Regions from separate parts of the Mus musculus genome. Here region 1 is linked to region 2. A link is a loop called in an ENCODE intact Hi-C map of the cell type or tissue named here. Cell type or tissue: left cerebral cortex. All regions are shown on one strand.

Region 1 (8,000 bases), 55 kb before region 2:
CTGGCCACGGACTTACTGTGCAAATCACGTTAGGAGGACAAGGCGCCACGATTTAGTAAGCAGTCTGGCCCAGCACTTTTGTTGGGTGGTAGAGATTCAAATTCCCTTGTGATTGCGACCTGTGACTGCAAGTGACTTAACATCTCTCCCATCCTGCACTGCCCTTGATAAATAAATGTTATGTACCTTCCCCAAAATATGGAAAACCTTGCAAATTTATTTTGTTGTTGTTGTTTATGGTGATGTCTTTCTATTAAGACTGAATACCCAGCTCAGGAAAGAGAATTGAGGCAGCCCTCTCTGGAGCAGGTGAAGGCTCCCAGGGGTGAAGGGCACAGGGCTGAGAAGTCTCAGCCTTCTCTGTCTTGGTCAAAGTCAAAGCTGGTTTATGGATCTGCTTCTAAACGTCTAGTTTCTATGACCGTCTCTGCATGCGTTAATTTTCCTGTGTTCCAGGAGTCTTAAAGCCTAAAGACCCTCAGTAGCATCAAATCCAGAGAGTCCCTGCTTCGTTTAGTTAAAGGAGTTGGGGAGCAGACAAGAAATATTTACTAACCTTCCCGAGTGACTCTAACATAAGGCCTGGAGTTGAGAATTAGTAAGATAAATCACACTCATTGGCTTCACAGTGCCTCCGGCCCTGCCTGTTGAACTCCTGGTCTAGTCATAGAAGCTTGGCATGGCCGAAACTCCATTCTTCACCAGCACCATACAGCCCACAGTAATTGCCTCATGTGTGTCTACATGAATTTGCATGAGTATCTGAGTCACTTGTACCAGGGCTGTTGAATGTGGTTTTGGAGAAGGTGTGGACCTTAGGTATACACAGTTAAACAGTGTCATCACCTTCACTAATGGCATCATGATTGTCCTGACACTCAAGGCCACAGCCAGAGCTGCACACACACACACCTTGACATTGCTGAATCTTGGCCACTCTAGCTTCAGCTTTCCGCCTCTCTTCATCCGACTCGCTCGTCCTTCCTCCTTCTTCCTCTGGACAACTTGAAAAGACAACAGTCAAGGCATCACTGAAACCAGTTTCAAGGACGTCTAAGCTTATTAGAAACACCTGGAAACTTAGCAAGAGAACTAGCCACAAAGCAAAACAAAACAACAACAACAACAACAAAACCCGAACAAAGAGAACGCATTGCTCCTCCCTGCCAAGAGATTAGTTTTCTAGAGTACTCACATGCTACAACATAGATTCAAAGTCTCTAGAGGATGGTTCAAATATCTCAACCCCCGCAACCATCACTACCACCACCACCACCACCACCACCACCAGCAACAGCAACACTGGCATTATGGCATTGAGTGCAACTAAGATAACAACATTTTTGGTTTTGGACCATTGTGAAACTCCTCTTGATGGCTCTAGAATAGAAGGATTGTGGGACACATAGTAGATGGCCATACTGGGTAGATGTGGTAGAGATGGGAGTACCTTACAGAATTCCAAGCTCATCTAATTAAATTGGATTAAATTACCAGTAATAAACTAATTAAATTACCAGTAATAATCATAACTCCTACCCTTGTGCCTCCGTTATCAAAACTATCCTCGCACGAGTAATGAGCAATGCACTGAGTGAGAAGAATGAAGTTTGCCAGGCATTTATTTGAATGGTTCCTCAGGCACACGGAGAAACAGAAGACATGGTCCCTGCTCAGAAGGAGCTTCCAGTCTATGGAATCCCACACACACCGACGTGTAAAATGTAACAACTACAGAAGAGAGATGGCAGGCACCAAACAAGTGCCTTAGAAAGTGGGCGTGACAACATCTTAGGTACAGCAGAGAACACCTGGGCCGAAGAGCTCTTCATGAAGCAGGTGAGCAGGAGCCACACCAAAGCACACAGGCAGAGTGGGGAGGCACGGCATGCAGGGAGGGCGTGCAGAGGGCAGAGCTGCAGGTGACATGCTACGGCAGGCAGGGGCAAAGGTCAGGGAGCAGGCAATTCTGGCTGAGGCAAAGTTTTCATGCAGGAGAGATACAGTTAGAACAATGTCCCACAACTGAACAAGGGCATTCCATAGGTGAAGAGAAGCTCAGTTACCTTTCTACTGCCTGCTGGATCCGCCTCATCCAGTTATTCCGCTCCTCCTTGGAATTGGTGTGGATTTCGTACATCTCGGGGCCGGCTGACGAAGCACTGATCAGAAACATGCCTCTCTCCTCGTTGGCAACTTCTCTAGCAATCAGCTTCTGGAGGGAAATCACTGATGGCTTCTGGTCCTGCGAGAGGGAAGAGGATGCACAGGTGAAACTGCACAGTCTTTAAACTGGAGAGTTACCTGGAATCCAGGAGCCACGGAGAGCAACAGCATTTGGGAACCAACAGAGAGCAGAAAAAGTATCACATTAGCTCTCCGCTGGCTATGACAGTGTTTGGCACCAGCAGCTGAAGACAGCACTCAACCTAAGAGCCGGTAGAGGGCATTTCTTACTCAAGCCAACACAGATGGAGAATGAGAACTGAGGGGAGTAACGATCCTGGAGGTTGGCAGGTTAGAGGCCGAGAAGGTGGCTCAGCGGTTAACAGCAAACGCTACTTTTGCAGAGGACCTGAGTTTGGTCCCCAGTACCCATACTGGGTCACTCAAAGCCACCGGTAACTACAGCTCCAGGAGATATGGTCTCTTCTTTTGGCCACTGCACTATACTTATACCCACACAGAGATGTCCAGATTTTTTTTTAAATAAGTATTTTTTTTAAGTTTGTAAATTCAAAGGACAATTTTAAAAAGATCAGAGGGAGAAGAGAAAAAATGAAACTACTGTGATTGAAGATGGGATTTTAAAAATGGCATATCTGAAGTTACAATAAGATTGTAAAGGATGGGGACCTGGAAGCCATTGGATTTGGCAATAATTAGAAGACTGTGATAGAAACAGACCTCTAGGAAATAAGGTTAGCAAATAAAAATGTGGAAGTGGGCAGACAAGATCAGAGAGCCCTTAGGCATCACCGGCCTCCTCTGCTCAGGCCTTAGAGATCTCAGCCCCATGTCTACTACCTCTCTACCTGTAGGTGGCTCTTCCTCACCAACCAGATGAACACGTGGTGAGCAGGTCAGGCCCTAACTCATCTTCATATGCCAGACACACTGCCTTGCACAGAATAGGCAATTAATGTCTGCAAAATGGATTGAACATAATTCCATCTGAGGCAAATTGTCAGAAAGTCTAGGAGTTGGTGTCCAAGGTATAATAAGGAAGTAACTTCTACCAGTATTTACCGTGGTCTTGCAGCGCCTCCACGCTATGCCCTGGAGCCTCACAGTTGGCAACATTAATAGTCCCACACCTGGCTCAAGAGCTGTGGTTAAAAGAAGGGCCAAAAGAATGTCTGCAGGATGGGAAGCTACGTGGGAGTATGGAATCTGCTTTGGTCTGCGGTTCCCATCGCTGTCTACAGAGCTGGCTGTAGCATGTGGTTTTGTTTCTCCCTTGTGGACTGAGTGAAGCCTTTATCCACAGTTTGCCATTCCATATTCTCCACCAGTGACTTCTCAGTGCTGGCTTGTCTGCCTTCCCAGCATTGCATAGCTATGCAGCATCTGGTGTTATTGGCCAAGGCATCTCTGGAGTGCTCTTCAGGTTTTTCAGAGCAGTGGGGGGAGGGGAGAAGAGCATGATGGAACAGACTACTGGTCTACCCAGTCTCATGTTTGGCCTCTGGAAATGGAAGGTAAATCGGTTTTAAGGAAGATCTTGAATCCTGCCCTCTGTAATAGAGAGGTCCTCTAAGTATTAGTAAGATCCCTTTTAGTATTGGAGGTCTATGTTTCAGCTTCCTTTTTCTATATATAAAAATGCAGTATATTAAGATGTAACATGGGGCCGGGCAGTGGTGGCGCACACCTTTAATCCCAGCACTTGGGAGGCAGAGGCAGGCAGATTTCTGAGTTTGAGACCAGCCTGGTCTACAGAGTGAGTTCCAGGACAGCCAGGGCTATACAGAGAAACCCTGTCTCGAAAAAAAAAAATGTAACATGGGGTTTGAGTTGCTTGATATGAAATAATATGAAATTAGTAGTAGTAGTAGGTTAGTGCTCCAGAGAAAGGGTGGTGGTGGCAAGATGTTTCAAAAATGAAGGATGAATAAAGGGTAGAAAGGAAAATTAATTAAATCCATGCCAACCAGAAGGCATTAAAGGCATGCTTATCATCGTCTATATTAACTATATAAACACTAGTGATAAAAGATTCAACATCTCCAGGAATGAAAGCAACATATCAGCTCTGAACAGATGATGCACACTCTGATGATGCACGGGCCTACTGCAGTCTGCAGGGCGGATTTTGTTTGAATCATAGCATTTTAAAGCCTTTGCTGTTGTCATGGTTACCAACATTTGTGGGTAGGAATTTCCACCTTTTAGAACTACTCTAGAGTTGGAGGTGCTTAGTAGAGACAAAAAACTGGACCCTGGACCATATCCTCACGTCATTTATAAACGTCAGCTGTAGCTCAGTAAGCATGGTCACTTGGACACTAGGCACGCACCCACTAGTTGAGGACAGTTCCCCCTGCTTGCCACTGTCCTAGGAACACTCACTGTCAACTTCATTTACATCCCTGCCCAATCTCTACAGACACCTGGAATGGAAGCCCTCTCCTTCTGATGAAGGGGACTGGGTAAGGAGAGGCTACCTCCAGCCCAACTGCTACCTCATCTCCACTGGTACTTGTGATTCCACTGAGGCAGAAAGTCCCCAAGCTTGCTTCCTACTATCAATTTAACTCACAGACAAACATGCTCATCTTCTCTTTTCTACCGCTTCAGTGTTGAAATTGTCAAGAGAGTCATCCTAGATGCAGAAAGCAGGTATTCCAGCTTTATTCTAGATCCCATTTCCAGCTAAATGACTTGTTTTTAATTATGTTGGTGCTGGAGAGATGGCTCAGAGGTAAAGAACATTAAATATTTCAGAGGACTCAGAGTTTGGTTCCCAGCACACATGTTAGGTGGCTCACAAACACCCATAACTCTGGCTCCAGGTGATTGGACACCTTTTTCTGGTCTCTGAGGGTACCTGCATGCACGCACGCACACACACACACACCACCACCACCACCACCACCACCACCACCACCACCACCAACACCAACAACAACAGAACTCTCCTGTAAGGACAGTACTTTCTACTGTTATTGCTTTCAGATCCTTCTGATAGTTTCCAAATTCATCATGTCTTCTATGTACACAAGATAAGGACCTATTAAGATTTTTTTTTTCTTCTGGTCAAAGGGAATGAAGAATCTAACCTGTGGGTCCTAGTATAAGGACAGATTTCTAAACTTTGTAGTGGGAACTAGGAAATTCAGACATGGTAGACTCCGAGCTAATGATTCAATTCCCTTAGACAATCACTATAAGAGATTTATGAGACAGGGCTGCTGTCAGATAAATGTGATAAGAAAGCATATGCAATAGAAGTAGAATATACTTGATTCTCAGAAGGTAAGAGAATGCCTTCTCCTTTGCTCTTCAGTATCACCTATGTGAAGGTATATTCACCTCTTTTCAGGATTTGGATCTAAAGAAATCTTTTCTATAGTGATATAATGTGAACATTTCTCATCAGCTTGGCCCCCAACATCCTATAGGTTAATTTCAGTGATTCTATCTTCCTGGGGTTTCCTCTGTGTTCTTTCAGAGTTTTCCAGGTACTAACATGGGGAGGCTAGCAGACAAAGTGGGAAGTGTTAATGAAATCTGTAATAGATAAAGTGCAAATAGGCCAGGGGGTATGGAGTGTAAGGCTCCATGCTATCCTCTGCTGTAGTCAGCATCAGGGTGCTGATGAGAGGGGGGAAGAAGCCGCTTGGGCCAATCTGCAGAACACAGGCAGGCAGGTTCCAGCCCCTCCCTCTCACAGCCCATCACTGATCAGGCATGCCTTTTTACTTTCTTTGGACAGCAAAGAACACTTTATTAAAACTTTGAATTTTCCCAAAAATTCGATTTTTGGAGTAATAGTGTGCTAAGAGACACAAACAGCCTATCACTGGATGCATACTAAACCCTTACATGAGTACTGTGCTTCAGTTTCTTTCTAGCAGTGCATGATGGCCCACGGCACAAACAAGGAGTTCCTGTGACATTTCTCCTCCTCTGTACCCTTCGGAGAAAGGCTGTACCAGAGGCTGTATGTGGTATGCTATAAATTACTAGTTTTCAGTGGTAGGCTACAATCCAGTTGTGTGTGAGCAGTGAGAATGAACTACATACCACAAAGGGAGGGGACACAGAATGGCCATAGTCATTAGAAGCAGCAATGGCAGGACTGAGCGTTTTCTTTAAGCCGGAGGCTGTAGTTCAGTGGGAGAACATTTTGTAGTATGCAAAATGTCCTTGGTTCATTCCCTAACACTAAGAAAAGTGGAAAGTGTACTCTCCTTTAGGAACCGTGGTGTTCTCTTGTTTGGAAGAAGCGGCAGCTCATAGATGAGGCTAGTGAATGGCGTAGCAAGAGGACCATCTGGCAGAAAAAGAGAGCAAGATGCTGGAAATGACCTATGCCCAACACTGATAGCTCCGTTGCCAGAGCTGAGCCCAGGTAGACAGACAGCAGGGAGGCACCCGGGGCCCCGAGAGCAGTGTCTGTTCACTATCAATGCTGGGCTATTGCAATATTTCCAATTGATTAAACTGCCTGCTGAACCAGTTATGAAATCCACTGTAGCAGTGGGGATATTGTATGGGCATATTCTTGCCAAGCAACATTTTTTTTTAAATGAGGAATATTGGGCTTTGTTGAAGGAAATACAGAACTAACTAGTTTAAAATGTGCATTGCATGGTCATATACTTACAACAGCTGCAAAGATGTATTTCTGGTCTTTTTCTTGTAAGAAGAGCAGCACGTCAGTTAGTAGCAGAGCCAGGATGTCTGCAAAGACAGAAACGCAGCAGCATTAACGAAGGGAACCGCAGCCTCGATGGCTTTACCAGCTACTTTAATTTCACAATTGACATTTAAATCTGTCTAACAAAATGAAAGACTTTCTGTGAAACTTTTACTTAAAAAAAAAAAAACAACAACCTTTTATTAGGATAGCTAAGATCTATCATAGGTAAAATGTATAGGAATCTGTTTAAGTGTGTATTTTTTTTAATGTGACACTATAGGTAAACTATAGGATTGTAATAAGAGGTGAATCTCTAGAAAATGTTTAGGAGCCCAGTTTTCAAAACGAAAGAAAAAAATCATACATAAAAAGGCCCCGAGATGGAAAGGTGATATATGTGTGCAATCCCGGGACTTGGGAGGCTGAGGCCAGAGGGTCATGAGTTTGAGGCCAGCCCGAGTTACATAACAAGACCTGGTGTCAGCAAGCGCCCAGCCTCCCCTCTATGAAAGCAGGTCCTAAGAGAATGGAACACGGCCTTGCCTTTAGGAGGAAATGTAGCTAGTTAAAAGTGCGAGGGAGCGCTGGGCATGTTGGTGGCACACACCTTTAGTCCCAGCACTCGGGAGGCAGAGGCAGGTCGATCTCTGCAAGTTCAAGGCCAGCCTGGTCTACAGAGTGAGTTCCAGGACAGCCGGGACTACACAGAGAAACCCTGTCTCGAAAAACAAACCTGGAAGGTAGCAGCTTTCTCTGCATCAAGAGATAGAGCCAAACCTGCTCCAAGTCTGAGTGACGCTGGGTTTCTTTACTTCCCTTGGAAACTTCTCAAGAACTACGCCTACTCCTACAACCACTGCATACCCTAATCCGAACAAGTGCTCCTATTCGGTGGGCAAAAAGCAAAGGCATTGTGTGGCTTGCACTGAATAGATTTTCAACCCGACACTGCACACTGCTCATCAGCATATACCTCTGTTCGCCCTCTGGTGCACAAAGACCGTCAAGTCAAGCAACTATAGTGGAGTAAATCTTTCCTCTCCTCCTTGCCGAAGGGTGTGAATGAGATGAAGGAAGCAGGAGGCAGGCAAGGCCCTTTAGAGGCTGTGGTGGACACCGAACAGGCAAACCT
Region 2 (8,000 bases):
CAGATGCTTACATTTAGATTCATAACAGCAGTATAACTGCTGTGAAGTATCGATGAAAACAAGTTTTATGGTTGGAGGTCACCACAACATAAGGACCTGTATTAAAGGGTCACGGGGCTAGGGAGGTTATGAGCCATAGTGACACATCTCCGTGGTTGATTTTTAGAATCCCCATAAGATTCGCACACTTCTCCTCCCTTTACATGATGTTATGTTGACAGAAATACCTTATCCCCAGTATAAACAGAAAGCCAGTCTTCCCTGACAAGAGTAGAAATGAATGGAGAGGCTTTTCTCCCCCTCAGGATTGAAGCAATACAATAAATCCCAAGTGTAGTTACCCATGCAAGCATTGAAGCCTGAGAGGCATGCCTCTGTCAAATGCGTGGAGACTCCAAGGGACCCAAGAAGCTATGAAGATGTAACACATGCAACTAACCTTTTCTTTCTAACGATGGACAGATCAGTAGAGCCCGATCATCAGGTCAGAGAGCTCGGTCAGGACATGACTTACTAATTCAGCAGTAGGATCAGAGTTCAAATCCCAGAACCCATGTCCGGAAGGAAAAAGAGCCGTGCATGGTAACACATGCCTGTCACCCCAGTCCTGGGGAGGTGACCACATCCCTAGAGCTTGCTAAACAGCCAGCCAAGCCACTCAGTGAGGCCCATGGCAAGGAGAGACCTGGCATAATTAACTCTACTGGGAATTTATTGTATTGTTTCAATTCTGAGGTGGCCAGCACTTGAAGAAGGACACCGAGGCTGTACTCTGGCTTCTACAGCATGAACACATATACACACACATGGACATATGTGCACACATGCGCATGCACACACACACACACACACACACACACGCACACACACACGCACACGCACACGCACAGCAACATGCAGAGCAAGTTGTAAAAGAAATGCCTAGTTATTACAGCTTGACTGTGAAATGTGCCCTCTGAGCTCTGTATTTGAGCACTTAGTCCTCACCTGGAGCACTCTCCCAGGAGGCCATGGGGCCCAGCTGGCACATACTGACAGGCAGTACAAGTTGTCCCCGTGTGACAGTCATAGCTACAAGTTCCCATCCACACAGACCTAGCCTCTCCTACCAACCTTCCCTCCCATGAATCTCCCACAAGATCTCCCTCCCTTAAACGACATCTGCCGGACTGCTCGCCACAGGCAGCAGAGAAAGTACCAAAGTTACCTCAGAGTATAGCTAGGCATGCACGGCTCGGTGTGAGTGGCTTGGTGCGACCTAGCATGAAGCTAGCCACCTCCAAGACAGCTGCTCCCAGACCTTGTCATCGCTTGTCACCCCAAGGATGACCCACTGTGTCAGTCTCTCCAGTGGGCTAAAGGGCAAGCCTGCTGAGGATCCCTCCCGGGATCCGTATCAAGTAGAAGAGAACTGACTCCACAAAGTTGTCCTCTGATTTAAACGCACACACATATGCATGCACATATACACACACACAAAAACAAACAATCCCATCCTAACTATAGCTTTACACGTTTAAACGTGACCCTGTAATCCCAGCACTTAGGAGGTGGAGTTCGTAAGGCAGAGGATCAGGGGTTCAAGGTCACCCTTGGCTACACAGTGAGGTTAAGGTCAGCCTGGGCTACACGAGGCCCTGTCTCACAAAAAGCAAAACAAAACAGCAACAAACCCCACGGCAGCTGGAACACACCAAACACTGCGTATGCTACATAAAAACCATGTACAAATGCTACTTTAATCGCGGTCACAATAGGATTTCTCTCATGTGATTCAAGAGCAGAAAACCTTCTAAATCTGAGGGATTATAGCTGCGGAGCGGAAAAGACCGATCAGTCAGATATGGCGGCGCTTTCCCAGAACAGCAGGGGTGGCTCAGGATGAGAGGACATGACAAGACAGGGTGGATGTGGGCCAGCTTTTTCCTGGGGTGCCTGCCGGATCAGCAGCTTCTCAGGGGATCCCCAGGTTTCCTTCAGTTATCATCCTCACTACTGGGTAGCTCCACCGGGAAGCCTAACCCACAGGTTCCCATCAGCAGCCCCTTGCTATGCTAGATGCTCTAGCAACAGGCGATTGCAAGGGACATTGTTTTGTTTTGTTTTGTTTGTTCTGGAAAGAGGGCCCTTTGGCACCAAGAGGGATGTGGCAGTGGAGGTGGCTGAAGTGTCTTGCTTCTCTGAAAGGTGCCACAAATCTAGCAGGAAGTGGTTGGCAACACACAGCAGCCTGGATGTCAGGAAGCTGACTTCTGATGAAACCCAGCTGGCCTTCGGGAAGGCCAGGCCCAGTAGCTAAAGGAAAGTGTAGCCTACTTGCCTGGTTATGTAAGAGACACACACCCAGACATAAACAAACCTGTGGCCAGCTTGCTGCAAAGCTGCTGCCTCGAAGGCCCTCACCCACTCCCTGCCTAGTTCTTACCACAAGGGCTAGGCAGGGCTTGCAGTCCAGAAGTTCTTGCCACAGTCTGGCAAATTAGTCTCTTTCCTCCCTCCCTCCCTCCCTTTCTTCCTTCCTTCCTTCCTTCCTTCCTTCCCTCCCTCCCTCCCTCCTTCCTTTTTTAGTTCCTGCAGTGTGCTTTGTCTTACCATAGGACAATACCAGCATAGCAGGATTTATTAAGAATAATTAGCCATAGCACCTCAGGTAAGCCTGGCTTCAGAGTTCAGCATGAAGCAGCCTATGAAACAGTGACCACTATTGTCAACAGTGGCCCTCAGGGGACAGACAGCTCTTGTAGCCTCCACTGGAACCCACAGCAGTGTTTGTCCAGGTCATTCACACGCCCTCGCTACCTCACTCTCTCTTACACCAGTTATATTTGCTTATTATACGTGATCATTTATCATCAGTTAAGAACGTAAGTCCTGTAAGAAAAGTGACTTTGTATGTTTTACTCACTTTGTCCCCAGGGCAGAGAAGTAGGGCGGGCCATAATCAATACACAATCCATAATTGTGGAAATAAGGAATAATTTCACCTCAAGAAAATACACTTGTACAAGGAACAATGAAGAGAACACTCGTTTCCGGGGCTGAAATGTTTTTGTTTTCTGCTTCTGGAAGCTTCTTTGGCTGTGTCTCAGCTGTGTCTTGCTCTGCCCCGACACTTTCTTCTTTCTCCCACCCATTCCAACTTTTTCCCCAATATTCACCATGAACCTGCTAATTGAATAACATGCCAGTCCAGCCCAGGCCTCTGCCTCTCTGACCTTTGCAAGCATCCTCAAGACCAATCCACTGCCATCAACGCCAAGTCTCTGCAGGCCAACAAGCCCGCCTGCCCTCCTGAGTTTTTGCATTTTGCCCTGTGGCATCTACCACACTCCAGAGGGGGAAAAATTAATTTCACTCCTCTGGATCGAGGTAGCTTTCTGGTTGAGTCTGATCAGTAAACAGAGCACGCAGAACAACACAGACCCTGTGTGCTTCCTCTGTACTGTTTAATCCCTTTACTTAAAACATCCAGAGATGGTCATAGTGGCAGAAGGCTGTAGTCCTAGCATTCAAGAGGCTGAGGCAGGAGGATTGTTGAGTGTAAAGCCTGTTTGGGCTACCCAGTGAGATTCTGCCTCAAAAAATGAACAGATAATCAAGTATTTACTCTCTTCTAGAGAAATACAGGAACATCAGGCAAAGTTGCAAATGAAGGAACAGGGAAAGGAAGAAAAAGCATGGAAGTGAGGGAGAAGAAATAAAATATGAGACACAGCAAAAGCACCACCTTCAGCACTCTCGTTCCCATGACAGACGGTGAACCCCATTGCTCTGGCTATATACACAGTGCTTACTGCAAACCAGACCCTCGTGATTCCATTCAGTCATCTGAGCCTAAACAACACGGGCAAGGAAGCCAAGGTGTCGTTCAAGCCCCGCCCCCAAGAGCACATGACCACTGTCAGTCACCTGCTGGCCTATTCTAAGTACTTTATTACTGGGGTCACTGAGTGTTCTATTGTGAAGCAAAGAATATCACGTTTGACTCTGGAATATTCTCTATCAGAGACTGTTCAATTTAGAGGTTGAGGTTTGTTAGATTAAAGTTAAATTAATATTCCTAACATTGGTGAACATTTCACAGTGGGCATTTCAGAGAGGTTCTGAACGCACGCCTGACTTTGCGAAAAAGAAAAACGGTTTAGCAGTAGCGCAATTTTCTTTTTCCTTTTTTCCAAAAAATATAGATATCACACCCATTAGACACTGACACATGCTAGAATATTTCACAGAAATTATTTTAGATATTCAGGCACAGCTCCAATCTGGCATGGCTGATAATTCTGAACTACCTTTTGATTTTCAATCTCTCTCTCTCAATCTCTCTCTCTCTCTCTCTCTCTCTCTCTCTCTCTCTCTCTCTCTCTCTCTCGTTGTGTGTGTGTGTAAAACTCAGTCTAGATGAATTACCTATAACCATATAATCATTTTTTTTTATTATTCTTAGAGGAATGAACTGTCAAAAATAATACCATTTCATTTCTTCTCCACAAATTAAATCCTCTGGAATACAGCACACATCTGAGACAAAGTGAGCATAATTTTATGCTTATGGTGTTACAATGTACAAAGTAGGAAAATCTGACATTTCCATCAGCTTTGTAGCAATAGATTACACTAGACAGATTATAAATGCAACCATAATCAACTTGTAACAAATACACTCTGATTGCAAATTCTTTGTCATGTGCATTAAAAATGAAAGAAAATGGCATTTGAGCAATGTCTGGAATTTTCCCTTTAAGAAGTCTCATCTACATGCTACAGTGTGACTTATTTCTAGGTATGTTTGCCTTCTTCCTGGGCCCCAAGTGTGTAATTTCTCCTAGTAACTGGCTGCCAAGATATGACAGAGTAGGCCTGGCTGAGAAAGCATCCATGAAACAGCAGATGCATAATTTCATTTTGTTTTTTTAATAGCACAACATTCAAAATACCCAGGAGAAAGAGCTAGAAAGCAAAGTCAAGATGCCAACAGATAGCTACATGTCATGACATATAATTGGTTTTTACTTTCAAATTTTTATGACATACAATTTCTAGATTTTCAACATCTTTATATATAAAACAAGAGAGGGGGGAAAGTCCCTTTCTTTTGCAATGTAAATGTTCTCATGCCGAACACTAGTTTATCAGTAAGCTCCCCTTACTGGGGAATGTATGCAGAAATGTATTATCTGGAAATGCTTTCCCTAAGAGTACACAGGGCTGTTTTTAACCATCTGTCATATGGTATCTCCATACCCACATGGGTATTAACATAACCATTTTTCTAGTTAGTTCTTTTATTTTCCGTTTTCTAAATTTCTACTTGACAGTTTTATATACATACATAACACATACTGCCTCCTCTCACTTTCTCCCATCTCCCCAGTACCCATCTACCCCAGCTCGTCCCAACAAATCTCTAGCATGCATTCATACCTACCAGTGTGAGGTAGGCTATGGATGTAGCTTGGCCATAGTGCATTTGCCTAACGTGCACAAAGCCCTGGGTTCTATCCCAGAACTACCAGATAAAGGTGATGGACTACTGTGCCGCAAACCCAGTAGTGACCAAGAACAAACCCTATCGTTGCATGCTAAATTGTTTGCCAATTTAAGGAACCCTTGCCAAGTTCTGGAAGACAGAGCAGGCCCTCACACCTTCAGTGTGAGCCACAAGGAAGTATGCAGCTGCCCTCGAAAGGAGAGTGACCAAGCCCAGAGAACTGTGGCCACTCTCCTCAGCCACTCCTCTTCAAAGCTCCCTCGTGACTTTGCTGCCGTTAGTCTTGGCATGGAAAACCTCACCTCAAGCTCCTCTGAGCTAGACCTGTGGCTACACAGAAAATTATCCAGATTCCAAGACGATCTCCATCCCAGGAATTTTCTGTGGGTTGGATGGAAGCTAGGTCACTTGTAGATCTCTGTCTGTACCAAGAGCAGTCCAGGAAGAGAGAGCAGGAGACCTCTGACCATCATTCCAGTGTCCTCAGAACTTGCCCCACCCCCTGGGAGGATACCTCACTGTCAAGTCCTGTTACCAAGAGCGATGGCTACAGAGAGGAGCCAGTGTAGTCTAGAGGTGAAAGGCCTTTCTCAGACAATCAAATCCTCTTTTCCATACCCAGTTAAATTTGGTTCTGTTACATTAGATCTTCAGCAAAGTCCTTTTTCTGCTGTTTGCAAAACCTAACAGTCATAATTATTGACTGAGAAACCAGCCCAAATCCCTCACCCCACCCCTACCCCAATTCATCACACCTAAAAGGCACTGAGGAAGGGGGAGGGAGACTGGGGGTGCAGAGGGAAAAAAAGCCATCTTTTGAGAGCAACAATGTCCCTCAATTTTTTTCCTAATCCTCTTTCCTAGCTATAGCAGCCCAAAGTGGCCTTTTCCAAAGCACCTGTTTGTGTCTGAGAACGGACTCTCAGTGTGTAATTTGTTTCTGCCCTCGCTTCCACAGAGCAGTCAAGTAGATGCTGTGTTGGTATGGACTCTGGTGTGATTAGGTTCAGTCAACAACCCCTTGCCTCTTGATGCCGTCCATCCTCTAAGGCCTGAAGCAAATGAGCATAAAGGGAACCTTGGCGAGCTGTGGGGGAGGCTAACACACGACCCAAGCTCCAAGAGAGAGCAGAAAGACCTCAAATACAAACTTGGTTGGTTGTCTTCCAAAACCACTGCAAGTAACTCAAAAAGCATAAACAAGTGGGTATAAGGAAGATGCCCCACGTGTCTTCCTCATGGGAACTTGATGAATAATTCAAACCCTTCATATGGAAAGACACTGGTACACAGGCATGTCCAACAAAAATGAACAATGAACTTGTTCGTGTCTAATGCCGCAAGGAGTATCAACTCCCTAGGACTTGCCTCAGAGAAATATATGCTTTGCCCCCTAAATGCCATCAAAAGCTACTGAGGTCTACCACAGGCAAGGCACTACATTAGCACACTAGAGAATGATATATAAATTAGATATTAAACATATAAAGTCACTTGTTTCTCAAGTGTCTTCAGCAAGAACATTTTGAATGAATGAGTGGGAGAATGGATGAATGAATGAATGAATGGGAGGATGAGTGAATTAATGAATGAAAGAGTGGGAAAATGAGTGGTATGATGAAAGCTAAGTACTGCTGGGCAGTGCTCAAATCATTCTATGTTTTTTTCTAGATGAGAAACTACTGAATTCCTGACTCACTTCATCATTATGGGGAAACTCTGGACAGATTAGCATGAAAGAGAGCTGGAAATGGGATTTATCCACGATCAGGGCTCCCCACTGTAGGATAATAGAGATTAAAGGCACAAATAAGTGGTTTCTCTGGCTGAGGCAAGCAGTGTGAGACAGGTTGGGGCCACTCTGAGAATCAGTAGGCTTTTCTTGTTTCATTCAGATCACGTGACTCATGAGGGAATGGGGTGTATACACCAAGGTCAAACAATAATGCCGAGCTCATCTTCTCAGGCTGCTCTCCATTGCCTACACATGAGGATGGTACCCCAAGGTCCTAAACACCTCAGAGAGAAGCAGTCAGGGGCTGGGCTCAGCGTATATGGCGACCGTCTCATCCACCACAGAACAAAAGAAGATTACGGTAGATGTTTCTGGAGAGGGCATGTGGGACAACATCCAGGGGCAGAGACCCCAAGGTTCTGTCATATGAGAGGCAAGGTAAAGCCAAATTGGTATAAGTCCAAAAGGAGAATCACCAAGCCACGCTAGACACCAGGAGAGGACCCCAGCAGCAGGCCTTGGTCACAAGTGCTATGTTTCTGAAGAGGCTAGATCAGTCCAGAAAGACCCAGAAATCACTGCAAAGATTCAAGAACCAGGCCCCTCCTACCAGCAACTCCCCCAACTCCCACCACAAAGCCACAGTGAATATGGACAAGGATGAAAAGAGGGGTGTAGAACAGTCAGGAGAAATCCAGGGTACCAAATTATTATCCGGCGACACCAAGCAGTTGCTAAAAATGTCCGCTTACATTGTTACATCAAACCAAGCTT

The links. A loop is a pair of places that touch in the nucleus more often than their neighbours do. Peaks named below come from ENCODE experiments on the same cell type or tissue, not always from the same donor. Only the 100,000 strongest peaks of a DNase experiment are listed, where the experiment ranks them.
Region 1: it touches region 2 in a loop (2.3-fold over the local background); 1 of 42 quality-filtered maps calls a loop at or near these places.

What each region holds. Positions count from the first base shown.
Region 1 is chr13:97,944,737-97,952,736 of GRCm38, forward strand. Arhgef28 (Rho guanine nucleotide exchange factor (GEF) 28) reads right to left here. Exons shown (of 36, transcript NM_012026.2): 26 at 6,833-6,909; 27 at 2,067-2,245; 28 at 913-1,004. Among named protein-coding and RNA genes, the nearest start is that of Gm34388, 55 kb to the left of the region's middle. In left cerebral cortex, no CTCF peak of the experiment used is centred here; DNase peaks (open chromatin) are centred at 3,373 and 4,323.
Region 2 is chr13:98,000,029-98,008,028 of GRCm38, forward strand. All of the region lies in intron 9 of Arhgef28 (Rho guanine nucleotide exchange factor (GEF) 28), which reads right to left. Among named protein-coding and RNA genes, the nearest start is that of Gm34388, 110 kb to the left of the region's middle. In left cerebral cortex, no CTCF peak of the experiment used is centred here; a DNase peak (open chromatin) is centred at 4,838.